Regions from separate parts of the Homo sapiens genome. Here regions 2, 3 and 4 are each linked to region 1. Evidence: chromatin loops called from intact Hi-C (ENCODE). Cell type or tissue: ascending aorta. All regions are shown on one strand. Links, peaks and the distances in the headings refer to the core of each region. The heading gives the core; the rest is flanking DNA. Region 1 overlaps LRMDA (leucine rich melanocyte differentiation associated). Region 2 overlaps LRMDA (leucine rich melanocyte differentiation associated). Region 3 overlaps LRMDA (leucine rich melanocyte differentiation associated). Region 4 overlaps LRMDA (leucine rich melanocyte differentiation associated).

Region 1 (7,561 bases), core at 1,550-6,549:
CATGGTGGGAGGGTGAGGAGAACAAGTGGGTTAGAATCTATGTCAGGGAGGCAGAAGGCACTGGCAAATTCTCTGAGCCCCTAGCATATACCCCACTACCTTCTGGGACTTCACTCAGAAAACACAGATTCAAAAATAAAATGATTAAGAGTCTCAAGAAGATGGTGATGCTTAAACATAAAACCCCAAGAACAAGGTCCCTTTCTAAGCATGATGCCCATGAGTCCACATCAGCCCCTAGGACAATGCCAGGTATGCGGTAAAGGAAGGAATAAAAGAATAAGCAAGTAAATAAACGAATAGTTCCACAAACCACTTCTGTTTTGCTGTCCTGTGGGCACACTGGCTTGCTCTTCATGAACAAGAACATACCATCCATTGAGTCACTGGAGCATACCATCCATTGAGTCTCATCCACTGAGAGCATACCATCCATTAAGTCATTATATTGGAAGCTCAAGGGCATGGAAAGATGAATCAGAAGAAGCCTCCTTCATATAATTTGCAGCCTAGCACAGGTTGAGTATCCCTAAGCTGAAAATCCAAAATCCAAAATGCTCCGAAACCCAAAATGTTTTATGTACCAACATGACCCTCAAAGGAAATGCTCAAATGAGCATTTTGGATTTTCAGACTGGGGATGCTCAACAGGTAAGCATATAATGCAGATATTCCAAAATCTCCCCCAAAACCCCAAATTCTCAACACTTCTGACCTGAAGTATTTTTGATAAGGGGTATTCAACCTGTAGTACAGATACAGCAATGTTCTCAAACCAGTCCCCTATGAGGTAGAAAATGAATAGGAACCTGAGGTATAGAACGATGGCAGCTCAGAGATCTATATAGCTTCAGAGATCAAAAAAGCTTTTATGAAAGAGGTGACATTTAAGTGGGCCTTTAAAAAAGATGTGAGATTTAGTCATAAAGAAAATCCAGGAAATGGTAACGATGTCAGCAAAAGGTAAAAGGCAGAAAGCCAGAAATATGAACAGTACAGAGGTAATTGTGCTCAGGAAGGAGAATTGGAAAACAGCTTGAATAGGGAGTTCAAGGCCAAAGACAAAGAATCATGAAGACACTGAGTATTTCTGAGCAAAAGACTGATATTGTCAGGCAGTAATCTAGCTGCTCTAGGATACAGCTGTCTAATATTAGGTAACAAATTACCACAAATCTAACAGCTTAAAATAATACATATTTGTTGTCTCACACTTTCTGTGGGTCAGGAATCTGGATACAGCTTAGCTGTGTCCTCTGTTTTAGGCATCTCACAAGACTGTTATCAAGGTACAGACCAGGGCTGGGGTCTCATCTGAGGCTTAACTGGGGAAGCTTCCAAGCTCAAAAGATTGTTGACAGGATTCAGTTTCTTGTGGGGTCTTGGGTAGAGGGCCATAGTTCCTTACTGGCTGTTGGCCAGAGGCCACCCTCTGCTGCTGCCGTGTGGGCCTCTCCAACATAGCTTCTTACTTCATCAAGATCAGCAGGAAAAAAGTTTTCTACTAAGGCAGAAGTCACAATCCTATGTCACTTAATCATGAAAGTGACATCCCATTACTTTTTTCGATAATCTGCTGGTTACAAGCAAATCACAGGTCCCATCCACACATAAGGGGAGGAGATCTCACAAGGGTATGAACACCAGATAACAGATATTATAAGGACCATCTTAGAAGCTGCTGCCACATCATGGTAGGATGACTGGATTGGTGGAAAGACTAAATTACACAGGCCATGAAGGAAATGATTAGACTCAATGAAAAAGCACTAACTTTAGGAAGAACAGATATTTTCAAGTGGTATAATTCACAGGACTTGGCAACTAGTTCTATGTGGGAAGTAAAGACAAGGGAGAAAATAAAAGTTCCAAGGTTTTGAACTCTAGTAACTGGAACTACAGGAGCAGTTAAGAGAAAGAGAGAACAGAGGAGAGGCTGGTTGCCATTGTTTTGGGGGGAAAAAGAGAACGTACTGAATTCGAGATCCTAGAATACTATTCAAGGTGACCATATACTTAGCAATGCTAAATTTCAGGAATGCTATGAAGGCTGGAAATCTATATTTGAGAGACATCTGTACACAAATGACAGCTCATGGCATGTGATTGGATAAAGAAAATGGAGCTATCTCCAGTGATTTTATAGCTTGGAATGAGGATGCCCTGGCAACTCTCTTCTTGTGGGAATTCTAGCCTGACTTTTAGGTTAAAGTTATTCAGAAGGGCCGGAAGAGGACCTTCAAGTCAAAACAAAAACTTTAGTATGTCTGCGAGTCTGCCAAGAGCCAACTACTTCGAAAACTGATCCCACCAGGATTTTTCCAGAGACAGAGAGGTCTAGATGCAGGCAAAGGCCCCTCAAAAACACAAGCACATACACTGACATGTAAATAATAATAACAATATTATATTGTTTCTTAGTATTTTCAAATCAACTTTATTAGAAATTAAACCTTGGGATCACCTTTATTTCATTTTGCAGATGAGAAAACTGAGCCTTGCTCTAAATCACACAGACAACATCTATGACCAGAATTAGTGATGATCACTTTCTTCCATGATACAAAATTTTAGACCTGGAATCTGAATCTAAGATGCATTCTCCTAGATTTTCATGCACAAAGTCAAGGACCTACTTTATTAACATAAACACAAATGAGCACACATTTCCCAAAGCTATCAGAGGTTAATTAAATTTGGAAGCCCCAAAGACCCAAATTTTCCAAGTGAAGAAATGATCTTGGAATACTGCATCAAGTGGGAATAAGGAACTCCTGGCCTCCCAAGAGAAACCATCCTTTTCTGAGAAACTCATGGAAAAGGTTAAGGAAACTCAGCTGGCTTCCCAGTTGTTATCTGGTACGAAACTCAGCAAACTTTCAAGCCAGACCAAAAACCCAAGGCATTCCCTGTTGCCAATCCATATCATAATCAATGTTGATTGAATGTCTGAATGTAATTTGAATGAAAAGCATTTCAAAGCACAGAGGTTCTGTTCCCAATAAGTTTAGTCTATATAATCAAATGCATTCTTTCTGGCCCAATCAGCAGAGGCTTGGCAGAATAAAGGACTTTGGTATGAGCAAAAAAATCCAAGCTTAAATCTTACAATTGCCCCTTTGAGGGTCGTTGACTAGGCAAGTTTTACAGTGGTGTACTGAAATGAATACTGCCTCTATGCAAAGCAACAGGAGGTCACATTATAATTAGAATGCAATCAGTGGAATTGGTTATGGCTTGGTTTTCTTCCTGAAATGACAATCTATGCCACATCTGCCATTACATTAATATTTTCTGCATTACTAGAAGAACAGAGGGAGGGAGCTGGGGGGAGGGGGACGTCAGTGTCTTTCCACTGAGCAGCTGATAGAGTTGTCTTTAGCTAGAAGTCCGCATGAGCTAATCAAGGCCCAAACAGTTCACCTTTAAAATACCCAAACCATCTGGCAGGCTGTCCCATGATAAATCTCAATGATAAATGTCTCCGTTTTGATGTTACAAAGGAGCCGCAGACCTGCTCGGTTCTGGCACAGCTGAAAACATACTGGCAACAGTAGAATAGAACTCAGATGTCCCAAAATAGAGAAGTAAATCATTTTGACCTGCAGGGCATAATATATTTAGAGAAAGCCTGATTGTAATAAAAGGGTTGGACTCATCACAGTTTGTGCTCTAGGAGTGGCAATATATTTTTTGGTAATACTTTTCGGTTAGTGAAAACTCCAGCATGTACAATTTAAAAGCACTCATTCTTTTTCTGTTGTTCACCCCCTTGTTTTTGTGAGTCTTCAGGCATTTCCCTATGCCCCTTGTGAACTACAGCAGTCCCCTCTCTCCGGTTCTCCGACATCCTGCAGGGGAACTGTTGAGGCGAGCATGCCTTCAAAATGATTAATCTGCTCGCCTTTCAGAGGTCTGTTTTGCTGGGCCCATGGCCACTGCCAAGAAAGGACACACTGTGACCACCAGCACCAGGAAGCGAAGGCACAGCCTCCAAACTCAAGGTTAGCCCAGACCTGGTGCCGAGAGGGAATCGTAAAATAAATTATGCCGTGTGGTTTTGGAAGGGAGACTTTTATGTCCAGCCAAGCTTCAGAAACAAATTATGAAGTGGTCAGTTGGCCTTATTTATTTCATCTTTTTCCCCCACAAAGTTAGGAAATTAATTAAACAGGGATATGGAGTGTTAAGGGCAAAGTACGAAAGCTTCCCAATGCTAGTGGCCCCTGCCCCCTTCCCTGGCTGGCCTGAAGCTCAGAGTGAAGGAAGTCAGCCTACCACAGGCATGGCCAATAAAAACAGGGCCTCATCAGTTCCAAGGCTCCTGGGGAGCCGCCTGGGACCTTGTGACAACTGAGCAAAGCCCGGCCTCCTTCTCCACCCTGGTCTGGTTGGTAGCAATGGCTTGACCGATTCCCTCCACAGCTGCTGGGGTCACTTTCTGCTAACTAATGGGAAAGACAGACTTCCCATCTGCCCCCTGACAAATGGTTTAATAAAATGATTTTGCTCACACACCGAAAAGAGAAGCCAGAAACCAGCAAGGGAGGGGACGTGTCTCTAAGAAAAGGGGTTTCAATCTCATCCTTTTCATCTCCAGACAAGTTGAGGGAAAAGAGGGAAGGCAATTTCTCTGGGTGAGTAGAGTTGCGTGGCGTGGCAGAGGCTGTTTCAAAACTTCTGGGGGCCTGCAGCAATGAGAATGTGATTCCTCAGACTCTCAGGAAAATAAGTGCAAGTAAATTTGAGGTAACTATTTTCAATAAAACTTGAAAATATATATATGTATACTGACAGTCCATTTGGAGAGGAAAAGACACAATAATTCATTGGCTGTTGGCAACTCCATTGGAGACAAGTTACCCCATACCTTCCTTCTTGTCTGCCCTGGGCCAAACAACACATATCTAGTTATTTGACTATCTTCCCATAAGTCAGTTCTAGTGGTGCGGAGAGGAGACACCCACTGGATCATCGGCATCACCGGCTCTTTAATCATTTCTCTGGCTCTCACCTGAGTCCTTTCCAGGTCACTGACATCTTGGCTGATTCAGAAATGTGTAGAAAAGAGCAAGGTATTTCAGCTGACATTCCTGCAGGTTCACTGGGGAAGTAGAAAAGAAACAGTGGAAAGGGGCCCCTCTCTCTACTGGGTAAGAGAGTGCACGTGAGTGGCTATAGCTGAAAGAATCGCATCGTCACTTTCTTTCTGCACCATATGGTCTCTCCCTCTCATATCTGATTTATGACTCCCGATCACCACAGATCCTTTGGCTAGGCCACTTTCCACATGTCAACCTACTGTTGAATATTTGGATGCCAACATTTCCCCCAGGGAAAAGAAGAGACAAAGAATAATGATGTCTTTTCTTCTGTCCCCCACTGCCTCCCTACCATGTAGCGTTTCTAGTTTCTAGTTTGTATCATCTGACACAGGAAACCCAGGCTCTTTCTCTAGCCCTTCAAACGTGGCAGCTTCCAGCCATCATCTTCAATCAAAACATGCCCATAGGTTCAGGGGGAAAAACCACAGCCCATGGTAGGATGCTAAAGCCCTTAACTAACTCATCAATTCCAATCTACTAATTGGATTCCAATCTTCTCTTTTCACAAGGAACTTTTTGTATCAGGCAGCCCCAGAAAATAAATAAAATAAAATAAAGCAAAACAAAATGTCATCAGCACTATTGTATAGTACTATCTCTTACAGTTATGCAGTTTATATTCTATTCTCGCCAATTCAATTCAATTCATCGTGTTTTCACACTGTTTTAGAAATACAATTATTTCTTGATTGCCAGTAAGTGTTGAAAAATATCCATTCATTTGATAAATAATTATTGACTACCAGGTACTACCCTAGATTTAGAGCTACAAAGAGAGTTCTCAAATAATTTGACAGTCTGGCTAGAGTCATCTAATGTAAGTCTTAGATTAAGGAAAACTAATATGGGAATCTGAATACACAACAGAGAAAAGAAAAAGAACACATAAGCAAAATAACACAAATGGCTCTAATTCATGTGGTGTGGAGGCAATGCACTTTTGGGAATGGGTTCAAATGTGCTCATCAGTGACTACTGTCAGTGTTATGAGGTGACAATGTTTGTGGCATACAAGTGAAGCCAAGCTGCCCTCTGATGAGCCAAGTCTGCGTTTCATTTCCATCCAGATCCCCCATGTTGTATGGGCTGAGGGGCAATGACTACAATTGTCTGCTAAACAAACTACAGAGGAGAACCAGCTGAGATTGTTGGGCTATGAATCCAAAGATGCATATTATATAGAAAATATAATAATGAGGCAATTATGAGAGTCAGCCAAGGATACAATGGGGTGGAGTCATTGAGCAAAAGCTCTGAAAAGTTTGGAGCTGAGGGAGGACTAGAAATATGGTTTAATTCAGGTTGGTCACACTTCATACAAGAGGGTATTGCACTTACTTGCTCCTCCTGTAGTTATTCTTCTGTGGTGCCTTATTTAATCTCAGCAGTGTGTATCTATTCACCTTTTCAAGGTCAGGTGAATGTGCTAGCTTTAAGTGAAGAGTTTAGAAGTAGTATGCCTGGAACTCAAAAGCCTACTCTTCTTAGATATGTTCTACTTATGAGAATTAAGCCTAAAAGAAGGCACAAAAGAGAGGGATCACATCTCTTTTGCTGTTTTGATTTGAATTTTATTTTGTATGCCACTTGAGTAATGGCAAGCATGTTTCAGGAAATAACAATGGGAAAAACCCCTTTGGAAGATTAAACCCTGGTGCCCTTCCAGTGATTAAAGCATGCCTGGGCACATTCTCATCCAATCAATTACTAAAATACAAAAGCAGAGCAGATCAAGGTTGATAATGACATTGTATGTTTTTAAAATTAATAATAACAGTAGCACTGTAGGAATAGTAGTAATCCGCCTTGCATTCTGTTGTGAAGAGCCACACATTCAGCCCCCACTGCTTGATCACATAGACAAGTATTTTCATGGAATCAACTGCCCTCCAGAAAGCTGAGTGAGCTGACTCAAAAACAACACAGGGCCTTCATCCAAGGAGCCATAACTGGACACAGTGTAACCCCAGAGTCAACAAACCAAGGCAAGATTCTTCAGTCAGGAACACAACCTTCTCAAATGTGATACATGTGAAGAATCTTTATAAGGTCAATTTTCATCTTTGTAGAGTATTTTTTCACAAGTTGACAAAATATATGATTGCCAGTGAAAAGCAGAAGAATTTGGTCATTCACAGAAAGATGAGAGTAATACAGAACATTTGGACTCTTACCTCCCACGTACTTGATTACCTTATGCCCTCTGAAGGCAAAGATTCCAGAAAATGGACTGGAATCCCAATAGCCCAGACCTTTGTGCCTTCTAGTGTCCACATTAAAGCCATTAAACAAATGGTTTATTTAAACTTCAGTTTCTGAGAATGCCTTTTTAAATTAAAATAAAATTATCACTCCCTTGTTGTTGCATCACATTCTGTAACACCTTGTTCATTCTGGCTGCACTGGGCTATTAATGGCAAGTGTGAAGAGGGTGTATCCTGTGTTCTTCTGTCTCA
Region 2 (7,561 bases), core at 1,069-6,068, 65 kb after region 1:
GAAAAACTGATTCAGGCTATGATGGAAAGTCGGGGGTGGGTTGGACATGCCTCATTATGCCCTCCTCCCTGTTGGAATTCAGGAAAAGCCAACCAGCATTTAACATCAACATAGACCTTAAGTCTGATAAGAAATATTTACAATCTATTCTCTCTGAAGCCTGCTACCTGTAGGCTTCATCTGCATGATAATGCCTTGGTTTCTACAACCTCTTATATCACCCAGCTGTTCCTTTCTATTGACAACTCTTTCAACCAATTGCCAATCAGAAAAATTTTAAATCTACCTATAACCTGGAAGCTCCCCCCACTTAAAGTTATCTGCCTTTCTGGACCAAACCAATGTATATCTTACATGTATTTGATTGATGTCTCATGTCTTCCTAAAATGTATAAAACCATGCCATACCCAGACCACCTTGGGCACATGTCATTAGGACCTCCTGAGGCTGTGTCACAGGCGCATCCTTAAGTCTTTGCAAAATAAACTTTCTAAATTTATTGTGAGACATGTCTCAGATACCTATGGGTTCATACTTCCTTTGGATCTAACCTAAACAGTGCTTACTATATTTGCAGCACCTGGCTACTTCCCTTGTATTCTGTGCAACAAGAAAAACTTCTCACTTTGTCCTAAGAATAATCTCATCCTCGGTATAAATCCTCATGTGGGAGACATATGAGAGCACTACACTCTGCAAAGCCAGATCATCTTAATGTTTTATCCTAATTTGCAAACAAAACTTAAATTTTACTTCACCCTAGCTATGTCTTGCAAAGGAGAAGCTAACTGGAAATGTAGAATAATCATATCTAATTCTTGCTTTAAATGATCCACCCCCTACTTTCACCTAGATTATGACCAGAAACTAGACAAGAATCCACAACTTGATCTCTTCCTAAATCCTTTCACACTTGGAACTCACGCAGGGAAAGTTCTTTCAACTCAGTTCTCACCTTCATCCAAGGCCACCTCCCAATCTTTCTATCATCACAGATCCCTCCCTTCTCTGCACTCTTCCATCTAGCTTGGCCTCTGCTTTCTCTGCATAGGACCTTGTCTCCAATTAGACTGTAGGATTCCTGAAGGCAGAGCCCACAGCTTCTTTTTCATCTCCTACATGCCCTGGTGCAGGGTTCCACATGTTACGGCTCTCATGAAAACCATGGTTGAGTGACTGATTGAAGAAACAGCAACAGGCCCCTGCAGTGACCTGAAGCATATGGAATTCTGAGCAAGGGAAATGAAAAGCCCAAAAAGCCCAATACCACACCCTTTATAAAGTACACACATCACAACAAATCCAAGGTTATTGGAAAAGTAACAGCCCTCTCCCCAGACCAGCCCCAACCAAAAAATTTCATTAGAATGGATAAAGAAACTGCTGTAAATATTAATGGCTGGAGGAGGAAGCTGGAGGACGGCAGGCCGAGCTGAGCAGGTGTTCACTTCCCTCAATTTCAGTCCGTTTGCAGCCAACAACGTCATCATTTGGCCTTCTTGAGCTCACCGACAGGCCATTTTTCATGATTTTACCATTTCTGGCCAAATGCAAACTTTTTAATTAAATGTGCCACATGATTCCAGATGTTTGTTTATTTGTTCCAAAAAAGGTTGTAAAATCACTACATGAGGAAAAACCTGGGGCAGGGGTAAAGTTTTCTACAAGAGACAGGGAAATAAAAAGAGTCAGAAGAACTGGGACTAGGAAGTTAATACTGGGCCGAGCTCACGGCTGAACAATTTAGACCAAAAGCATTGGCTTCAAATCACTCTCCTTCCAGGAGCCCAAGATTCAGAAATAAAACACCCTGGACATTTATTAGTTCTTAAGAGAATGAAGCTCATCTTTAAGCCAAAGGCTAGAATGAGAACAAATGTTTGTGGCTGCTCTGCCTGCTTTTTGTACGTTTGTTCCTGCTGCCACAGCTCCACTACATTAACTCCACCGGTCTTCCATTTAACAGGCCAGATTAGAGTTCATGCATGAATGGTGGGAGAGAATCCTGTGATGAGGATGAACCGACAGAGGGGCAACAGGCAGAGACCACAGCCTCCCACACACCATGCTGGCTTCCTTATAGCTTTCTGGTCCTCTGTTTCTCTCTACCCTGAAATATAATCAGTATTCGGTCTATTGTGTTTGCAACAGAATGTTTCTCATATTCCTTCCTTTATTTTTTGTACTCCCAGTCAGCCAGCCAGCCACTCCAGGCCTTGATCATCGAATGCTGGATTATTGTAACATTATCCTGGGCCCTGTGTTTTAGTTTCAAAAGCCAACATCAGAAATATTCTGAATAACATGCGGAGGAAAAACACTGACTGTCCAGTTTCTCTGATGCCTGAGCCCTCGTGACCAAACCATCAGCAACCTCATACAACAACTCCATAGTGGCCATAAGGTTCCCTGTGCATGGCCCCCACTCCTGCTCTCCTGGCAGTATCTATCCAGGCCCCAGCTGTCTTCCCCATCTGTTACCAAGTTGTTTTCTAAATTACCTTTGCTAGAAACCTGCTCTTTGGAGGCATCACAGTCTATGGGCACAGAACCTGGTTATCTGGAAATCTAAGGCTTCTAAGACTGAAACAATTTCCTTCCAATCCCATCCCACCATGGCCTCCTTGAATCCAGGCTCTCTCCTTTCCAATTACCCCTGGATACTGCTTGCAGATTAATAATCCTACAGCATGGTTTTAAATAAAATATAAACCCTTCTGTCTGTCCAAGGCCTGCCATAATGTGGACCTATCCTACATAAGGAACCTTATTTCTGACCTTTTCAAAACAGGGTCCCTTTCTCTCATCAGTTCTACCTGTTCTTGTCCTTGTGCTTTATCTTTACCCATTTATCTTTCTGGAATGCCCTTCTTTTGCTCTCCACTTAACATGTTCTTCAAAGCTCAGTGCCAACATCCTCCAAAGAGTCATGCCTGAGTAGTCTCACCTACATTGCACGCTATCTTTTCTAAACGTTGAGAGCATTTGCAGCTTTTACCAACTAATAGAGCTCTTATTTATGTAATATATAATATATTGTTTGGTTGGTATTACTTCATTTTTGGGATCTCCTCAATCAAACCATAAATTCCTAGAAGATAGAGATAATATTCTCTATTTCTGAATTCTCCACAAATCCTAACAATACACTCAGTACACAATAGGTACTAAATGAAGACATGTTGGGGAGATTCTTGAATGACTGTGCTCATAGCAATCTTTGTCTTACTGACCATATCATACTTTTTTCTTTATAAAAAGGGGCAAGAAACAGCCCAGGACTCTAAAACATAAGCACATTTAGAACCTTCCACCCTGTACATTCTAGGCTTCCATTTTGTTAAGATAAAGGGAGCATGTTTTTACTATCATTTTTTATTGGGACTGTCTGTTGGGGGAAGAGTTGTCATTCTGACCTCTCATTTTACAGAAGTAGGGTTTGCTACTATTTGAGGGGCAGGGGAAAACTGAAATCCATTTTTTCCTCCTTGCTTTGCTCTGGGAGAGAAAAACCAGATTCGTAGCCCTTCTCTGTCTACAAGTATACCACAATTCTGCCCAAAGAATAGAAATAAAGCAATCTCAGAGACTGCAAATGAAAAATCATCCTTGGAGGAAAAGGAGAGGAAATGGACCCCTATGGATTTCAAATGTTTAAAGGAGGTTGCTTAAAGTTCCTGGCTAAACTCCATGCCAGTCTTGGTAATAGTCTAACAGATTCATCCATCTTCAATTCCACTTGGCTTGCTCTTCCATCACTGCCACCCTCGCAGACAGCGAGTGCACACATGCACATCTATCTATATATATGCGGAAGTTTTAATCTACACTACCCTCCATTCCAATCCACCCAGCCCGGCTCTGTACAGAGTGAAGCTATTGACCCTGCAAAGTAGCAAGGAGATGAATTTGATGACCCAGACCGGAGTTTTTAAACCATTTCAGCAAGGTCTAGAATCAAAGGAAAGTACAATTTATTCAGCACTTAGTAAAGTCCTTTTACTTTGGAACAGAGTGCACACACTGAAAATAGACTCCTACTGCCACGCAGATAAAATAAACCTGTCAACCACTACTGTCAAATCACTAGTCACCTCGATTAAATAAAGGAAACTTTAGCATCTCTCAGCATCTGAGAATTCCACCAAGATTATAAGCCCATAAAAGCATTATGAAGGAAAGAAAACTAAAGTAATGGGTTCTGTTGAAAATGTCATCAGAGGAAATCATTTTACATAATTAGCAAATGCTAATAATAGTTCTGCACGAGGAACCAACACACTCTTCCCCCACACAGTCAAGGCACAGTGGTGGCAAGAAGTCTAAAAGATACAAGCCAAGGCCATACTCTTATTTGACAGGACCCCTGGACAAAAACATATTCTTGTCTCTAAGGAGGTTTTTTTCTTTTTTCTTTTCTCTCTCTTTCCTTTTGCCACTTTTCAATACATTATCCACAGGAGAAATTTGGATCTGTTGTGCTTCTATGAACTTTCAATGAGTCATTGACAATTTTTTGAGAAATTATTTGATGCTTAGCTCTCTTGAAAGACTAATAAAAATATTCTGGAAGGCAGAAGGCAATATATAAGCAGGCTGTCTCACTCATAGGGCCTGACCTTAGGTGAGACCTATGTGGCAAAGGCTCCAGAACCATCAGGTTGTTCATCCCATCTTTTTGTTAGTTTGCTTGTTTTGTTTGAGACGGACTCTCACTTGGTCGCCCAGGCTGGAGTGCAGTGGCACGATCTCCACTCACTGCAACCTTCGCCTCCTGGGTTCAAGCAATTCTCCTGTCTCTGCCTCCCAAGTAGCTAGGATTACAGGTGCCTGCCACTGCACCCAACTAATTTTTGTATTGTTAGTAGAGATGGGGTTTCATCATGTTGGCCAGGCTGGTCTCGAACTCCTGACCTCAAGTGATCCACCTGCATCAGCCTCCCAAAGTGCTGGGATTACAGGCGTGAGCCACGGCACCTGGCCTCATGTTTATAAATGGTCAGTGATAACCAAGAGGCAGTAGGCAAAAGATTCCTTGATGCTAAGCTATTAAGCTGGCCTAAATAAATGCATCTATTTTCCTGAGTCTTTGCTATTGTTTTCTGTAGATTTTGTTTATAATGATCAGACCTACTTAGCTTTCACATTCCCTGTGGCTGACATGAAAAGATAGTAGAAATCTAAAAATGAAAAACTAAAAGTTGGCTAAAAGAGACATACTGCCTCTGACAGGGCTCAAAACACAATACCCGAAATTGTGGCACCTTGACGTGCTGAGTGCTTTGAAACAAAAGACACTGGAAGGGCCTCAGAAGCAAGGTCTCTCTGGCCTTCTCTTACCTGCTCCCTCATCCCTCTGTCTCTGCCCTGCAGTGAGTTATAGAAACCAGAATTCCTCTTCCCTAAGTGGGGTCATCGAAACTAGAATCCTATCCCTTAAAGCCAGCCATAAAACCTAGAAAATTCACACTCTCTCTTCTCCTTTGAAGACTCTCATTTCAGAGGGTTCTGTCCTATAACCAGGGGAAGGAATGCTACATAGAGAGGCCAAGAAGAATCTGAACAGACAGGCCTTGCTAGGTTTCCCCTCAATCTATTCCCATTAGATCATACCCTTTGTCTAACCATGTTTCTACACAGCTGTCCATTCTTCATCAACATAAGCATAAAACTAGTTTTCCCTTTCATTTCTAAAGGCCCCCCCATCTCAGAAAACTTTGATTAAGTAAATTTCTTATCCTCTTCTCTTGTTAACCTGTCTTTTGTTATGGGCTGTGACCCTTATAATAGATGAGGAAAAGTATCGCATCATTCTGCCCCTGCACCTCCGAATCCTATAAGCCCAAAACAAATTGTGAGCAATAGTTTAGTCATCAAGTAACTTCCTTTTGAGCCCTCCTGAAAGCATTATGCTTGTTGGCATGAAGTTTTTCTGGCCAACATCTCCCCATCCCAAACATTTTTGTCTACATTGCTACCTCTTCACATACAGACATTTAAATTTCCTTTTATTCACTTTCACTTTGGCGATTTAATGAGTTGAAGCAAAACACTCTGTATTTATGTCTTCTGTGGAAACGTATTTTATGATATCTCAGGCTAAAAATGTTTTAAATAATTTAAAAAAACACAGTTTTTCTTTCGGTCTTTTTCTTCTTTTTTGGATGGCATACATTGAGCTGCTTCATGGAGATATACAGAAAAATCAATTGCTAAGCATAAAATGCAACTCACATTTAGGAAACTGCAAATGATAACTAATTATAATAAGTTGCTATATAAATTACTTTGTGACAGTCCCAGCAATCAATTTCAAACACAAATAGACCAAGCCCCTGGTTGGAGAGGAAGATGAGTACCTAACAACTGTGTCAATAAAAATAATGGCAAGATTGCCAACAATAGTCAAAGTAGAAAGGTTATCATCTCTAAGCAAGTTTCACAGCAAATTTCCTCTTCATTTTTTTTCTTTTTGCTTTCTTTCTTTTACACATTTCAAGTTCAATGTTTAATATGGCAAGCTAACTATGGCATATCTTCAAGACTATAGTATAAGCATCAGGAAATAAATAATTCAGGGACATTCACTAGGCTTGCAATTATCTTGCAAAATGTGCGTGCAGACAAGTTGAAATGAGATCCTCCACATGATAGCTATTGGCAAGGCAGGGTTATGGTAGATGTGCTGGATTATCTGTTTTACCATTACCACCATCTGCTTTCTTCTAAGGTTTTCTCTGTAGCTTCGAGGGAGAACTGAAAACTACATCGGAGAATCGCCTTCAGTGAATCAGCCTAGGTTAGAGTTGGGCCAAAGAGAGATGCTGGAGTATGATTTGGAAATCTAGAGAGATGGAGGAGCAGGGCAACGCATGGATAACAGCAATGACTGAAACAGTCTCCAGGTGAACGTGAGAATCCCCTCACTGGTGCTTCAGATAGAGAAAGTCAGTGGGAGACACCCAGATGTTCCTGTGATCCACAGAAACTTTCCAGCAAGCTCCTGAGAATCACTGGTTCAGTGCTGAGGTTGTGACTCTGGGTGGTGGCAGCACCTCTAATTCCTTCCATTAAAACTCTTCATTACTGGAATACATACAGTGCCTTCTATTTTCCCTGTCTGAATCCAGACTGACATGGAGCATTCACCCTTTTTGTTTTCAAATTTTCTCCACTCCTGATTTTATTGTTCTGTAATTTAAAAATACAGAATGGCAGGGCAGGAGTAATGCAATTCTTTTGACAGAGGCAGGCAAGTGGGATGCTGTAGCTCCTAGCAGCCTTAGCACAGGCTTTGGAAACGCATGGCAGTGGTGAACATTTCCAGGCCATGCCTCTCCCTCTACTTTTTTGACTCTTCCTTCCAGCTCAAGGCCACAGTTAGTCCTACCTACACTTGCTTCATACGCACTGGGTAAAGGACAAAGGTCAGGGGGACCTGAGAATTAAGGGCACAGGGCTTTGATTTTGTTTCCCTTGCCTGTTGTTGAGTTGCTCCATCATCCCCAGCAATTCTTGATGTCTCCCTCTGTTAAATGGGAAAAATATTTGCACTCCTCA
Region 3 (7,561 bases), core at 1,424-6,423, 85 kb after region 1:
AGGGTGAGCCAGGCATGGAGTGGCAAGGGGTGTGTGAGTGAGCACGGGGTTCGGCCACAGCGCACGGCCAGGTGTGCTGGCTGCGGTGGGGCAGGCAGCTCCAAGTGCCAGTATAGGCGCTGGCTCCAAGAGAGGCTGCATCTGGACCAGGCGTCCTGCAAGTAGCTTCCACCATGGGCACCAGGGAATGCTGTGGTGCCTGGAAGCTGGGAGACGCCAGGAACCACAGAGCCCTAAAGAGGGCGTCACAGCCCTGACTTGGAGAGCCCCTAGGTCTGGGCTCCCTGAAGGGCCACAGCTCTTCTCCTTCTCATTACCTGCAACGTGTTAGGCGGAGAGGCGTGTTTCAGCCCTGTTTGTGTTAAATCTCTTTTAGTCTGGCCATTGGCGGATCTTGAGTTCCTGTCCTGCATCCAGGAAGAATGAGGTACGTGGACAACTGGAAGGTGAGCAAGGCAGGGAGGAGCTTCACTGAGCAACAGAATAGCTCTCAGAAGACCCACAGTGTGTATGTAGCTCCTTTCTGCAGGCAGGTCATTGGAGTGGGGAGGGTGTCTATGGGCTCAAAGGGAGGAAGTGAGTGCTGATTGGTCCATGGGCTGCCATGGGCCAGCCGGAAAAAGCATCATAAATTCTCACTCCAGGAGGGGGACTCCACCCGGCACTGGCAGCCCGGCCCCCAGGCTTCAAGCCATCCCTGGCTTGAAGGTGGGGTTTCACTGGGCACCCACCCCCTTCCGCCCAGGGACCTGTCTGCCTTCCACGTTGCCCAGGCTGTTCACGTTGAGGGGTGTCTACAGGCCCGCAGGGAGCTGCCCTCAGCACCCCCTGGGCTGCTGCTTCCTGCGCTCACTGACGCCCAAAGTCTGGAGGGGGCCAAGGCAGCAGGGGGCGCTAGCGTGTGAGTGCTGCCCTGAGTGCACGCAAACGCAGCTGAGTCACGACAGCCCTCGGGCTTGGCCACAACTTTGCTCTGCACTGGAGTGGGCACCGGGAGCAGGGAGAGGCCCGGGAGCAGGAGCAGGCACTTCCAAGCCCGCTGGGGCAGGGGCTTCCCAGGCCCCTGAGAGCACAGGGATGCCAGGGTCCAGAGTGCGGCTGGGAAGCTGCAGCTGCACCAAGGAGTGCGGGCTCCCGCCCCTTCAACTGGTTAGGGGGTGGGGCTCTTGTCTGTTCCTGGCTCCCACCAGCCCTTCCTGCCCCACTGAAGCTAATCTTCGAAGCGGCTGCTCCAGACAGGCCGCCGCTGCCATCACAAGTACCATTAACATTACCACTTTATAGGTAAGGCAGTTGAGATTTAGAGAGAGGTTATAGTACTAGTCCAAGAAAACCCAGCTAGTATGTGGAGACCGGAATTGAGAAATAACACAGCTCGATTCCATAGCCTGAATCCTAAGCACTGTACAATGAACTTGATGTTCAAAGGTGCCTGGCAAAGAAAACCCTCCTAGGCTTATTTAGTGCACATACAAAGGTAGGTAATATATTGGTAGTGAGATATGAATCAACTCATGGTAATATGCAACACGTTTTGTGGCGTGCTAAGTAAATAAAACTATCAACTTATTTAATAATACATGAAAGAATTAGCTGTGCGATGTAGACAAATTAGTGTTTCAGATCTCTTTGGCCTTTTGGGTTCAAATAACCAGTGGTGTGTAAGTGTTAACCTGTACTGGCTTACAAGAAGTAATTATTAAGGTTTCAGCAACTTTGGTCAGTTGTTAAACACAGGTATTATTTAAAATTATATACACTTAAACTTGAATAAATTACCTTATTTAACAAGACTCCTCACTTCTTAATTATTTTACAAAATTTTACTGTTATTTATGCTCTTGAAATTGAGTCTACTGAATTTGTATGATAAAAATACTATATAATGATGTGCAGTCACTTTCCAACTCTTCAGTGATGGCACTTTGTAGTTTGACATTGGCCACTGTGGGAGTATTTGCAGCAGAAACTGGCAAATGCTGCAAGTGAGAGCTTGATTCATTGGTGTGCTTATTTGCTAAACTTAAAGTGATGGAGAAAATGTTAATGTTGCAGATAGAACCTAAAAGAATGTTGTGTGACTGGGCACGATGGCTCACACCTGTAATCCTAGTACTTTGGGAGGCCAAGGTAGGCAGATCACTTGAGCCCAGGAGTTGGAGACCAACCATGAGCAACATGGCAAAATTCCATTTCTTAAAAACAACAACAAAAAAAGGATGTTGTGTCGTAGCCTAATGGTAGCAAAATATTAACTTGTGCTCCATACCTCTTTGGCTAAATATAATTGCTTATTTATAGATAGGATGTTCTGCCTTTATAAAAATTACCTGTGGTATTAGTATATTCCTTCTCATTTAATAATCTTTTCTTAATTCTTTGAGAAGTTGCTTTGTTGGGTATTGCAAGGCATTGTGAATAGCACAAAAAAATTGAAAAAATATTCTTCCAATATTCAAAAACTATTATCCAGTTCAGCAAAGTAGTTTCTTATGTCATTAACAAATGAGTAAAGTTCTGACATACTCATTAAGATAAAGGAATATCAAGTGGGAACTACAGTTGTTCATCAGTTGCAACCACAGATACGAGATACAAGAGTTTGGCCAAAATCATTGAAAGTATCTGTGACAATTAAGTGATTGTATGGAATTTTTTAGAAACAGTATTATATATTCAATTGTTATTTACTTTTAATTGTGTTCTACACATCATTTATATAACTAAAAAATGCAATATATTATATATGCATGTGTATACACACACACTTTTTTTCCCAGAGACTTGGCTGTTAAGCATTTACCTACACACCACTACATATAACACTTTTCAACTAGCTTCTAAAGTATGTTTCAGGCAATGGAGAAAGGGCTATTTTATAGTCTAGGAATGGAAAGAACAGTAAGAAAAATAACTAAGCTTCAAGGATTCTGTTCTTGACTAATTCACAATTTGTATATTGTTTAACTCTCTGTTTTCTGTGCTCTGATGCCTTATTGATCAAGATTTAGAGCCAGGCTCCATCTTGGGCAATTGACTTAAACTCTTTAAGCCACATTTTGACTAACAGTGATAATGGTAATAATAGTCACAATCATGATAATGATAGTTTAAAAATGCTAACGTTTATTAGCATTTTTAATTAGTACTTACTTTGTGTCGAGAACTGCGTTAAACACTTTCCATGTATTGATTTATTCAATCTTCACAAAGTTTCACGAGGAGTCACAACTCCTAGTTCTGTTTTACAGATGAGGAAGCCGAGGACCAGAGAAATTAAGTCCCCTGACAAAGCTCTCACTTAAGTTCTTGGGTAACTACTCCTTGGCAGAGCTGGGACACAAATCCAGGCAGTTTGCCTCCAGTTGCTGCTGTCTTGGCAATTACAATGTTATGCTGCCTCCCTTCCCAATAAAGGTAAATGTTAAATAAGGGTAAGAAACAACCATCTTAGCCACTGCTCATGGATGTTAGCTATGATTTATTCTTACTTCACTCTAATTTTGTTTAATATCTTATCTCTTCAACTGGACTTTAAGTTTCTTGAGAGGTAAAGCTCATGTTGTATAGCTTTTTCTGCCCTTCACAGTAGCCATGACAGAGACATGCCCATATTTCATAATTAAATAGGCATTATATGAATTAATTTTGCTTCTCACTTGTCAAGCAGAAGAGCACTACTGAGATCCCTTCTGGGAGCAAAAATTGTGAGATCCCTAGCTTCATTATAATCCGAATTCATCCATCAATTCACTGCATTATTGTGATGCTCTAACAACATTTAGATGGTCTCATCTAACTCAGACGAGAAGGCTACACGTGGCATATCTCAACTGGGTTTGTAGGACTGTCTTAAAAATGATATTATGTCATGGTAGTCCTAAGGGCTTGATTTATTTTGGCTTAAAAGAAGGAACTTGCCTCATGTGTCTCTTTTCCTCTCACGGAGGTTTTTTTTAATCTTGAGGGCTACGGGTCAAGTTCTGTCCTTGGAACCAAAGTACTTTTCCAAAATGAGTTGAAGCCAGCTCTGTCAGGCTAGGCCAGATCTGCTGTCAGTGCCTTTCCCAAATACATCAGACCCTCTGCTTGTAAAAATAAATTGATACCAATGCAAGAAATTTATTAGGAGATGACAGCCCAGTTCATAATGGAAATATGGAGAAAATATCATCCTTCAAAACTGACAGTTTATCCATCATGCCTCAGATTCCTGAGATATAAGCAGACACTGTCACATGCAATCAGCTGAGGACACATCTTGGATTTCCTTATGACAGGAAACTCTGATATAATCCAGAAGTAGGGAAGGACTCGCACTGCCCTTAATGTGCTCAGCCATAAATTTTTAGCATTAGCAGGAGAAACATGTAGCCAAGGAAATGAATGATGGGGGAAATCAGGAGGCCTGGGATTCTCAAAGGCCTCTTCTTTTCTCTTGGGGATGATGAACTAGGGATAGGGGTCAGAGAGGGTTACTGCACCACCATGAGGGACATCAATACCCTGTTATGTGTAAGCAGAGCCAACAGGTGGCAGGGCACCACTGCATACATACCACAGTCTGCTCTGTGTGAGGTTTGGGGACCTGGTCATCTTGCCCTGCTAACTGTTCAACTGTGGCTATTTTGCTTAGCTTCTTATTTATATTAATGAACTTGAGACAATTTAAGAGGGCCATTTTAATTAGGAGTAAATGCAAGTATATTTGTGGGGATCACAAGAGGCCTGATCTTTGCAGGCTTAATGAGGCGACCTACCCAACCCCATATGAAATAATTGTGTATTGTATTAAAAGCCGCTTTGGAAAATATAATCGTGGTAGTAAATTGGAATGAAATGAACATGGTATTAAAGGGGGAAAAATATTTACTGCCAATTTTATGGGGCCTTAAAATATTTATGTTTTAAACTTGCATTCTTTGGAGATTTGCTGAGTGTTGCTAGAGCTGGGAAACTTTTTTAATGAGATACGTGCATATTTTTCAAATTTACAGATCTTTTTTCACAAAAATAGAAAGTCATAAATGTGAAATGGAAACCTAAACAAGGCAAGTGCAGCCTTAATGGCCTTAGATTCTTAATTGACTCTTCATATTAGAAAAAATTAAAAGCACAGGAAATTTCATTTAAATGTGTGAATAATATGCAAGGAACTTTTGTTTTATGTCAGTTTCTATCCGATTAAAGTACAGAGCATTAGCATAAATGTGATAACCCAAATAAACTTGAGTTTTGCTGCATTTATGTTAAGTGGGCATGAATAGGATACGTGTGCATTCTTGGGTTACTTAAAAACAGAGTCAAATACTGGCTTTTGTTCTGCTTCCCAAATGAATCTCTAAGAACAGCAGGGAAATAAATTACATGTTGATCAAGTCTTTATTTCTTTATTCATAGGTACCAGGGGTTGAAAAAAAAATGCAAGTGAGTCTATAGTTCTCAGACACTGAATCCCTCTTTAAATGCTCTCACTCTTTGCAAGAGGCAAATGAACTTCTAATTGTTCACATTTGTTTCAGCCAATCTTCCTGATTCCCTTTCTCATGAAAGACCTAAAACTCTGTTGACTTTACATGTCCAAATTAAATATATCTGTGTTTTCCTTTTGCTTTCAATAAGAGTGCATGCCAGCATGACTTAACATTCATCCAGAGTTTATTTCAATATTAGTGGAAAACAAGCCATTTTTCAGTTTAATGAATAGCATCAGTGTCTCCCTTTTAACCAAAAATATGGCCTTAAACTTGATGGATCTCACCAGAAGGCACATTTTCAAATTATTTTTCTATTGGAGGTTATGAATATCGTTTCCCAAATTATTGTGACAGCTGTGAGGGGAAAGCCTGCATCACAGATACAGCAGCTTAGAAACAAAACTCAGACCTAACAAAATGGTAGTTTCCTTTGTGAAATGAGAAAAGGGGAATGGAAAAGGAAGCATGAACCGCATGGGAGGGAAAAAATACCTCTTTTGAGACTTATGCAACAGGAGAAGAGTCATGTAAAGGCCCTGAAATTCCCATACTTTTTTTGTTACTACCATTTTTGTTTCCCAATCATTCTAAATTGGGAAGGTAAAGGCTGAGCATTACTGATTCAAAAAACCTCCAAGAGGACATCTGATATTTCTTCCTTATTAAGGATGATGGAGTGTAATTGATGTGCCTGGAGCCTGGCCAATTCCAACTTTTTTGAGAATGCCGCTTAATGTGCGGACATTATTTTTGGACTACTGAACGCCAGAAAATAATGAGCTGGCATTCAGCTTTGGTGAATAAGACCCTGAATTTTCATCTAAAAGCAGTTTTGAGTTATTGCTGTAGATAAGGTGTAACTGTGCAAGGGAATTTTATCCATGTTTCTCCCATGAATCATAAATGAGGAAAAAAATTACAGTCTAAATTGCACTTAAAAGGAATAAAGTCTTTTCATGTCATACATGATTTATCAAAATGATCTCATTTTAAGGGTACTGTGGTGTATCTTGATTAATCGCATTAGGAAGCGTGATGAATGGCCTCTTTAATGGTAACACAGGATTTATTGGCAGCATCCAGACTTGAACCAGAAGGGTAAGAAGTAAAACATACAACAGATAGCTAATGCAGATAGGATGTCAGTAATGCGCTGGCTTGTTGTAAAATTATACCAGGAGCCTTAGTTTCAGGAGCTTCTGAAACTGCCAGAGGGTGGACAGCAAACAAGTTTTGTACAGGACCTTGGGTGCCACCTCAAATCCAGTCTGACCCTCCCCTAACTTGTTGCAATGCAAGTAAAATCTCTCTGCTGGACTGTAAAAATAAGGTGTCTGTGAAATCTGGGCAAAACTTGGAAATTCCTAGTAATAAGAGGGAGACACCCGCCTTTCAAGATCAGCGCTCCTTGCCCTTTTGCCCTATTTTAATATCCTCTTCACATTTCGCTTTAATATCCTAAATGCCTTTTTTTAAGCCTGCTCGAGTCTGCTCCCACTAATTTCCTCTAAGGCTGACAGATCAGAGGCTTTCCTCGAACTGTTCCTTTTGGAGCTGAGAAGCCCTCCTCGTAATCCTGCTGCTTGTCCGCAATTAATCCTTCCAGTTGCCTCATTATTACCTCCACCACCCACAGACAGAGGAAGCTCTGACCCACTGGACACTGGCTCCTGACTGAAGCTTCAAAGGTGCCAATCACACCCTCATCAGAAAGGTGCCTGCTGTCAGCATCAGAGGTTTTCATCCCCTCCTCCCCGCTGATCAAACATTCTTCCTCAGAAGATTAATTCAGAGTCCCCGCCCATTTCCTCCCATATCCTCTTTCCCTTTTTGGTTTACCCAATGATCCATCTTTGCCTCGAAAAGGGAAGCCACGGATAATAGAAGTCCTTTCAAAACAAAAGCTGGGCAAAGGCAAATTTAAATCCCAGCTGTTATCAACTTTTTTTTTTTTAACCCATTTAAACATCTTAAGGCAGTGAGGATTAGGGACTGGCCTGAAATGCCATTCTTTGATCAAAGACCCCAAGACTTTACACAAACATAATCACAAGGCAATGGATGCCCCTCTGAAGGCTGAATTG
Region 4 (7,561 bases), core at 1,567-6,566, 95 kb before region 1:
AGAAAAGAGCTAGAAGAAAACTACCTGAAAGGACCAGAGGAAACAATCTTCAGACATTACACAGAGCTGGGATAGTTCATGTTCCCACCAACTAGAGTGGAAAATCTAGTAAACCATGGTGCACTGGGTACAAGACCCAGAAAGGCATTGGCTCTATATAGTGGGGGCAAAATTAGCTGTAGATTAAGGCTGTTTTTATCCCAACTAACAAGTCTTGAAAGGCAATATGTTAAAAAGTAAATAAGTAAAATAAAAGGCAGGTAAACTGGAAAAGAAAAAAAAAGTCTCTGTTACAAGACAGCATAATTGTCTATATAAAACACTTCAAGGAGTCTATAAAAGAACTCCTGAAATTAATAAGCAAGTTCAATAAGGTGTCAGGACACAAGATTAATACAAACAAATCAATTGCATTTTCTATATACTGAAAATGGACAGGTGGAATCTGAAATAACTAATGTAATACCATTTACAATTACCCAAATACATGAAATACTTAGGTATAAATCTAATAAAGTATATATACAATTTGTATAAAAAAATTACAAAATTCTGAAATTTTATAATTTCAGGTGAAAGTAATTTTAAAAGACCTAAATACAAGAAGAGGTATACCATGTTCATGAATTGGAAGACTCAATATACTGTGGAATTGTTGAATAAAAATATTTTTTCCTATAAGATCTATAGGTTTAATGCAATGCCTATCAAATTGTCAATAAGATTCTTTATAGACATAAAGAAACATATTCTTGAATTTATATGGGAAAGAAAAGGAAGAATAAAGTGGGAGAAATCTCTCTCCTCAATGTCATGGTTTATTATATATGTCTAATAATCAAGATAGTATAGTATTGGTGGCAAGATAGATACATTAATCAATGAAACAGTATACAGAACCCAAAAAAGTTCTACACAAATATGATCAATTATTTTTTAATAAAGGAACAAACAATTCAATGGAAGAGAAAGATAGTTTACAATAAATTATGATGGGCAGCTGGACATTCATCAGCAAAACAAAACAAAATATAAGAAATGAAAAGAACCTCCATCGAAACCTCACAATTTATACAATTTTAGCACAATAGATTATGCACTTAAATGTAAAGTATAAAACACTAAAACTTCCAGAATATAAAATCCCCATGATCCAGGACTAGGAAAAGAGTTCTTAGAGTTGATAGCAAAAAATACAATTCATCAGAGGAAAATGTGACATACTAGAGCTCAGGAAAATTTTTTTAAAAATTTGCTATATGAAAGACATTGTGACATTGTTAAGAAAGATACAAAGACAAAGAATATTTTCTGGCCAAAATAATGTTAGAAGTCAGTGACAGAAAAGTAACTGTAAAACCCCAAAATATTTAGAAACAAAATATTAAATAGAGATATGAGTCCAAAATACTTAGAGAATATTTTAAACAAATTGCAAATTAAAATACAACATACCAAAATTGTGGGATGCAACAAAAATTACTCAGAGCAAAATTTTTACCATTAGAGGTCATATTAGAAAAAAAGAAAGATCTCAAATCAATGACTTCCATTTCCACATTTATAAACTTGTAAAAGAAGAAATTAAACACTAAGTAAGCAGTAGAGAAATAATAATAAAGAACAAAGATCCATAATAGTGAGAACAACAAAAAAGAAAGATCTATGAAACCAAAGTTGGCCTTGAGAAAGACTACAAACACCATGTAACTTTAGCCAGACTCAGTCAGGAAAAATAAGAAAATAGATAAATTATCAATATCAGGAATGAATGAGGTGACATCATGCTATGGAAATTTAAGGGATAATAAGGGGACATTGTAAACAATTTCATGTCAATAATTTTAACAACTAAGAAAAAATTGAAAATTTTTTTAAATTACAAAACATTAACAGTCATTTAAAAAAAAAAAAAAAGCTATGTAGCCTGAGTAGTATCGTGTATTTTAAAAACTAAATTTTTAGTTAAAAACTCTACCTACGATCAGAAAGTTGACAAGGATGGCCACTTCCCCACTTCTGTTAGACATATGACTGGAGGTTTAAACCAGTGCAATAAGGAAAGAAACAGAAACAAGTGCAATAACAGTCCAACTACATTGGAAAGAAAGAAAGAAAACTGTTATTATTTGCAAAAGACATGATCAGCTATACAGAAAATCACACCAAATGTACAAAAGAATCTTCTGGGACTATAAAATGAGTTTATGTAAGTAACATAATACAAGATCAACACATAAAAATCAATTAAAGGTACATATAAAAGCAATAAACTGTCAGAAATCAAAGAATAGCACAGAAATATGAAATTAAGGGATCAATTTATAAACAAAGCTATAAGATGTTGCTGAGAGAAATAAATCTAAAAACAAGAGAAATATAATATGTGCATGGATTGAAACAATATTTTAATATTACTCAAATTTTTCTATAGATTTAAGACAATCCCAATCAAAATTCTAGCAGGATTTTTTTTAGACATTGGCAAACTGATTCTAAAATTGCCATAGAAATGCAAGGGACCTAAAATAGCTAAAACAACTTCAAAAACGGTGAACAACTTGGAGAACTTACCCTGATTTATTTAAGACTAAATATAAAGCTATATAAATGAAGACTATGTGATATTGGCATTAAGATAGAAATATAGGTTAATGAAAGAAAACAGAACGTCTAGAAATATACTCACATGTATACGTACATAATTGAATACCGTTTTACAAAGATGCCAAGGCAATTCAATAAGCAAAGGATAATCTTCTTAAAAATGGGATCATCCCTGATTCCAGGCCTTGGCTCTTTGATGGCATTTCTGGACCTACCCTGAGCCAGAGTGGGAACCCATTGCCCTGAAGAATGGGTCCCAGGCCTGGCAGCATTCACCACAAGCTGACCCAAGAGCCCTTGAGTCTTAAGCGAACATTGGTGGTAAACTGGCAGTACTCCTCATGGGCCTGTGGTAATGGTGACAATAGGGAGCGGCTCATCTACCCGTGGAAAGGGAAGGGAAGAGTGGAAACAACTTTGTTTCATGGTTTGAGTGCCAGCTTAGGTGCAATAAATAAAGCATCAGGTAGATTTCTAAGGTTTTTCACTCCAATCTCTGACTCCCAGATGGCATCTCTGGACCCATCTGTGTCCTAGAGGAACACGAGTCTGGCTGGATTTATACCTGCTGATTGTAGAGCCCTGGGGCCTTGAACAATCACATGTGGTAACCAGGTAGTGGTTACAGTGGACCTTGGGTGAGACTCAGTGCTGTGCTGGCTTCAGGTCTGATATGGTTTGGCTCTGTGTCCCCATCCAAATCTCACCTTGAATTGTAATAATTCCCACATGTCAAGGCAGGACCCTTGAATCATGATTGAAGAATTGAATCATGGAGGTGGTTTCCCCCATGCTGTGTCTCATGATAGTGAATTAGTTCTCAGGAGATCTGATGGTTTTATAAAGGGCTTCCTTCTTCGTCAGCACTCATTCTCTCTCCTTCTGCCCTGTGAAGAGGCACCTTCTGCCATGATTGTAAGTTTCCTGAGGCCTCCCCAGCCATGCAGAACTGTGAGTCAATTAAACCTCTTTCCTTTGTAAATTACCCAGTCTCAGGTATTTCTTCATAGCAGTATGAAAACGAATTAATACAAGGTCTAACCCAACAGAGTCCCAGTTTTGATGGCAGCTCAGCACACAGAGGGAAACTCCATTTGTTTGGGAGAAAGTAAGGGAAGAGAACAAGAGTCTTTGCCTAGTAAACCAGAAAATTCTTCCAGCTCTTACTGAAGACCACCAAGGTGGTATCTCTATGAGTCTGCAAGAAGCATAGTGTTATGGGTTTGGCGTGTTCCTTAATGTAGATATGGCTTAGATTACAACACTCAAATCTCATCAAACACTTGGAAAGACTATCCAAGAAGGATGGGTACCAACAAGCCCAGACTATGAAGACTATAATAAATATCTACTACTTGAATGCCCAGACAGTGACTAACACCCACAAGCATTGAGACAATCCAGGAAAACATGACCTCACAAAGTGAACTTAAAAAACCACCAGGGACCAATTCTGGAGAAACAGAGCTATGTGACCTTTCAGACAGAGAATTCAAAATAGCTGTTTCGAGGAAGCTCAAAGAAATTCAAGATAACGAAGAGAAGGAATTCAGAATTTTATCAGATAAATTTAACAAAGAGATTCAAGTACTTTAAAAGAAACAAGCAGAAATTCTGGAGTTGAAAAATGCAATTGACATAAGGAAGAATGCATCAGAGTCTCCTATCAGCAGAGCTGATAAGCAGAAGAAAGAATCAGTGAGATTGAAGACAGGCCATTTAGAAATATACAGTCAGAGAATATAAAAGAAAAAAGATTAACAAAGAATAAAAAATAATGAAGCACACCTATAAAATCTAGAAAATAGCCTCAAAAGAGCAAATCTAAGAGTAATTGGCCTTAAAGAGGAGGTAGAGAAAGAGACAAGAGTAGAAAGTTTATTCAAAGGGATAATAACAGAGGACTTTCCTAAACTAGAGAAAGCTATCAATATTCAAGTATAAGAAGGTTATAGAACACTAAGAAGGTTTAACCCAAAGAAGACTACCTCAAGACATTTAATAATCAAACCCCCAAAGGCCAAGGATAAAGAAAGGATCCTAAAAGTAGCAAGAGAAAAAAATAACACACCATGGATCTGCAACACATCTGGCAGGAGACTTTTCAGAGGAAACCTTTACAGGTCAGGAAAGAGTGGCATAACATTAATTTAAAGTGCCAAAGGAAAAAAAACTTTTATGCTAGAATAGCTTATCTGGTGAAAATGTCCTTCACATGAAGGAGAATTGAAGACTTTCCAAAACAAACAAAAGCTGAGGGATTTCATCAACACCAGACTGCCCTACAAGAAATGCTAAAAGCAGTTCTTTAATCAGGAAGAAAAGGCTGTTAAAGAACAGTAAGATATCATCTTAAGGTATAAAACTCACTGGTCTTACTAAGTACACAGAAAAACACAGAATATTATAACACTGCAATTGTGGTATGTAAACTATTCTTATTCTAAGTAGGAAGACGAAAGATGAATGAACCAAAAATAATAACTACAACAACTTTTCAAGACATAGAGATTATAATACAATATACATAGAAACAAAAAAAAATTAAAAAGCAGGAGGAAAAAGTTAATGTGCTGATTTTTTATTAGTTTTCCTTTTGTTTGTTGATGCAATTAGTGTTGTCATCAGTTTCAAATGATGAGTTATAAGATATTATTTGCAAGCCTCATATTATTTGTAACCTCAAATAAAAAAATATACAATAGAAACAAAAAACAAAGCAAGACGTTAAATCATACCACAAGAGAAAATCACCTTCACTAAAAGACAGCAAGGAAGGAAAGAAGGAAGAGATGACCGCAAAACAACTAGAAAACAAATCACAAAATGCCAGAAACAAGTCCCTATTTATCAATAATAATACATGTAAATGGACTGAATTCTCCAATCAAAGGACACAGAGTGGCTGAATGGATTAAAAAATAATAATAATCTGTTGTCTATAGGAAATACACTTCACCTATAAAGACATACATAGACTGAAAATTAAGGGATGGAAAAAGATATCCTATGTCAATGGAAACCAAAAATGAGCAGGAGTAGCTATGCTTATATTAGACAAAATAGATTTCAAGACAAAGACTATAGGAAGAGACAAAGAAGATCACTGTATAATGAAAAAGGGTCAATTCAGCAAGAGAATATAACAATTTTAAATACATATGCACTGAACACTGGAGTACCCAGATATATGAAGCAAATATTAGAGCTAAAGAGAGAGAGAGAGAGAGAGACCCTAATACAATAATAGCTGGAGACTTTAGCACCTCACTTTCATCATTGGACAGATCTTCCAGCCAAAAAAATAACAAAGAAACACTGGACTATAGACCAAATGGATCTAACAGATATTTACAGAATATTTCATCTAACGGCTGCAGAACACACATTCTTCTCAGAACACATATTCTCAAGGACAAATCTTATGTTAGGTGACAAAACAAGTCTTAAAACACTCAAAATATTGAACTAATATCAAGCATCTTCTCTGACACAATGGAATAAAACTAGAAATCAATAACAAGAAGAATTATAGAAACTATATAAACACTGGAAATTAAACAATATGCTCCTGAATGACCAGTGGGTCAATGAATAAATTAATGAATAAATTTATTTTTATTTTCATTTTATTATGAATACCTGAGACTGGGTAATTTATAAAGGAAAGAGGTTTAACTGACTCACAGATCTGCATGGCTGAGGAGGCCTCAGGAAACTTACAATCATGGCAGAAGGCACCTCTTCACAGGGCAGCAGGAGAGAGAATGAGTGTCAAGTGAAGAGGGAAGCTATATATATACATATAATTGGGGAACAGATAGTGTTTGTTTACATGAGTACATTCTTTAGTGATGATTTGTGAGATTTTGGTGTACCTATCACCCAAGCAGTATAATCTAAATATTTTTTGAAATGACTGATAATGTAAGCACAACATACCAAAACCTAGGAGATACCATGACAGCAGTACTAACAAGGGAGTGTATAAGCTCCTATATCAGAAAAGAAGAAAAACTTCAAATGAATAACCTAAGGATGCGTCTTAAAGAAGCTAGAAGAGCAAGAGCAACAAAACTCAAAATTAGGAGAAGAAAATAAATAATAAAGATCAGAGCAGAAATAAATAAAATTGAAATGCAAAAACAATACAAAAGATCAATGAAATTAAAGCTTGTTTTTTTGAAAAGGTAAACAAAATTGACAAACCTTTAGCTAGATTAAGAAAAAAAGAGCGATGACCAAAATAAATAAAAATCAGAGATGAAAAATGAGACATTACTATTGATATTGCAGTAACGTAAAGGATAATTAGTGGCTACTATGAGCAATTATATGCCAATAAATTGGAAAATCTAAAAGTAATGGACAAATTTCTAGACATATACCACCTACCAAAATTGAACCATGAAGAAATAAAAAATCTGAAAAGACCAATAACAAGTAACAAAATCGAAGCTGTAATAAAAAGTCTCCCAGCAAAGAAAAGCCTGGGACCTGATGGATTCACTGCTGAATTCTATCAAATATTTAAAGAAGAAATACCAATCCTATTCAAACTATTACAAAAAATAGAGGAAGAGGGAATACTTCTAAACTCGTGCTATGCTAATTCTGGTATCAATTCTGATACCAAAACCAGATGAAGACACATCAAAACCAGATGAAGACACATCAAAAACAGAAAACTATAGGCCAATATCCCTGATGAATATTGATGCAAAAATCCCCAAGAAAATACTAGTAAACCAAACTCAACCACATATGGAAAACTTCATTCATCATGATCAAATAGGATCTATCTCGCAAATTCAAGGATGGTTCAACATACACAAACCAATATGATAATTAAAAAGACTCACCATACCAAGTGTTGGTGAGGATTTGGAGCAACTGCAACTCTTAGACACTGCTGGTAGAAATGTAAAATGGTACAGTTCCTTTAGAAAATAGT

What was found. A loop is a pair of places that touch in the nucleus more often than their neighbours do. Peaks named below come from ENCODE experiments on the same cell type or tissue, not always from the same donor. Only the 100,000 strongest peaks of a DNase experiment are listed, where the experiment ranks them.
Region 2: a loop joins it to region 1, with 1.9 times the contacts of the local background. A loop is called at or near these places in 6 of 110 quality-filtered maps.
Region 3: a loop joins it to region 1, with 2.2 times the contacts of the local background. A loop is called at or near these places in 6 of 110 quality-filtered maps.
Region 4: a loop joins it to region 1, with 2.1 times the contacts of the local background. A loop is called at or near these places in 2 of 110 quality-filtered maps.

What each region holds. Positions count from the first base shown.
Region 1 is chr10:76,394,044-76,401,604 of GRCh38, reverse strand. All of the region lies in intron 6 of LRMDA (leucine rich melanocyte differentiation associated), which reads right to left. Among named protein-coding and RNA genes, the nearest start is that of KCNMA1-AS1, 490 kb to the left of the region's middle. RefSeq lists an enhancer at 2,611-4,846. In ascending aorta, for the core only: CTCF peaks have their summits at 3,599 and 3,803; DNase peaks (open chromatin) are centred at 3,434, 3,934 and 4,304; H3K4me3 peaks cover 833 bases; H3K27ac peaks cover 5,000 bases.
Region 2 is chr10:76,328,412-76,335,972 of GRCh38, reverse strand. All of the region lies in intron 6 of LRMDA (leucine rich melanocyte differentiation associated), which reads right to left. Among named protein-coding and RNA genes, the nearest start is that of KCNMA1-AS1, 560 kb to the left of the region's middle. In ascending aorta, for the core only: no CTCF peak of the experiment used is centred there; no DNase peak of the experiment used is centred there.
Region 3 is chr10:76,308,890-76,316,450 of GRCh38, reverse strand. All of the region lies in intron 5 of LRMDA (leucine rich melanocyte differentiation associated), which reads right to left. It overlaps LOC112268057 (a long non-coding RNA gene), which reads left to right. Exons shown (of 3, transcript XR_002957050.2): 2 at 377-446. Among named protein-coding and RNA genes, the nearest start is that of KCNMA1-AS1, 580 kb to the left of the region's middle. In ascending aorta, for the core only: a CTCF peak has its summit at 4,506 (motif pointing right); DNase peaks (open chromatin) are centred at 4,549 and 6,176; H3K27ac peaks cover 2,534 bases.
Region 4 is chr10:76,488,683-76,496,243 of GRCh38, reverse strand. The region is part of intron 6 of LRMDA (leucine rich melanocyte differentiation associated); the gene reads right to left. Among named protein-coding and RNA genes, the nearest start is that of KCNMA1-AS1, 400 kb to the left of the region's middle. In ascending aorta, for the core only: no CTCF peak of the experiment used is centred there; no DNase peak of the experiment used is centred there; H3K27ac peaks cover 2,848 bases.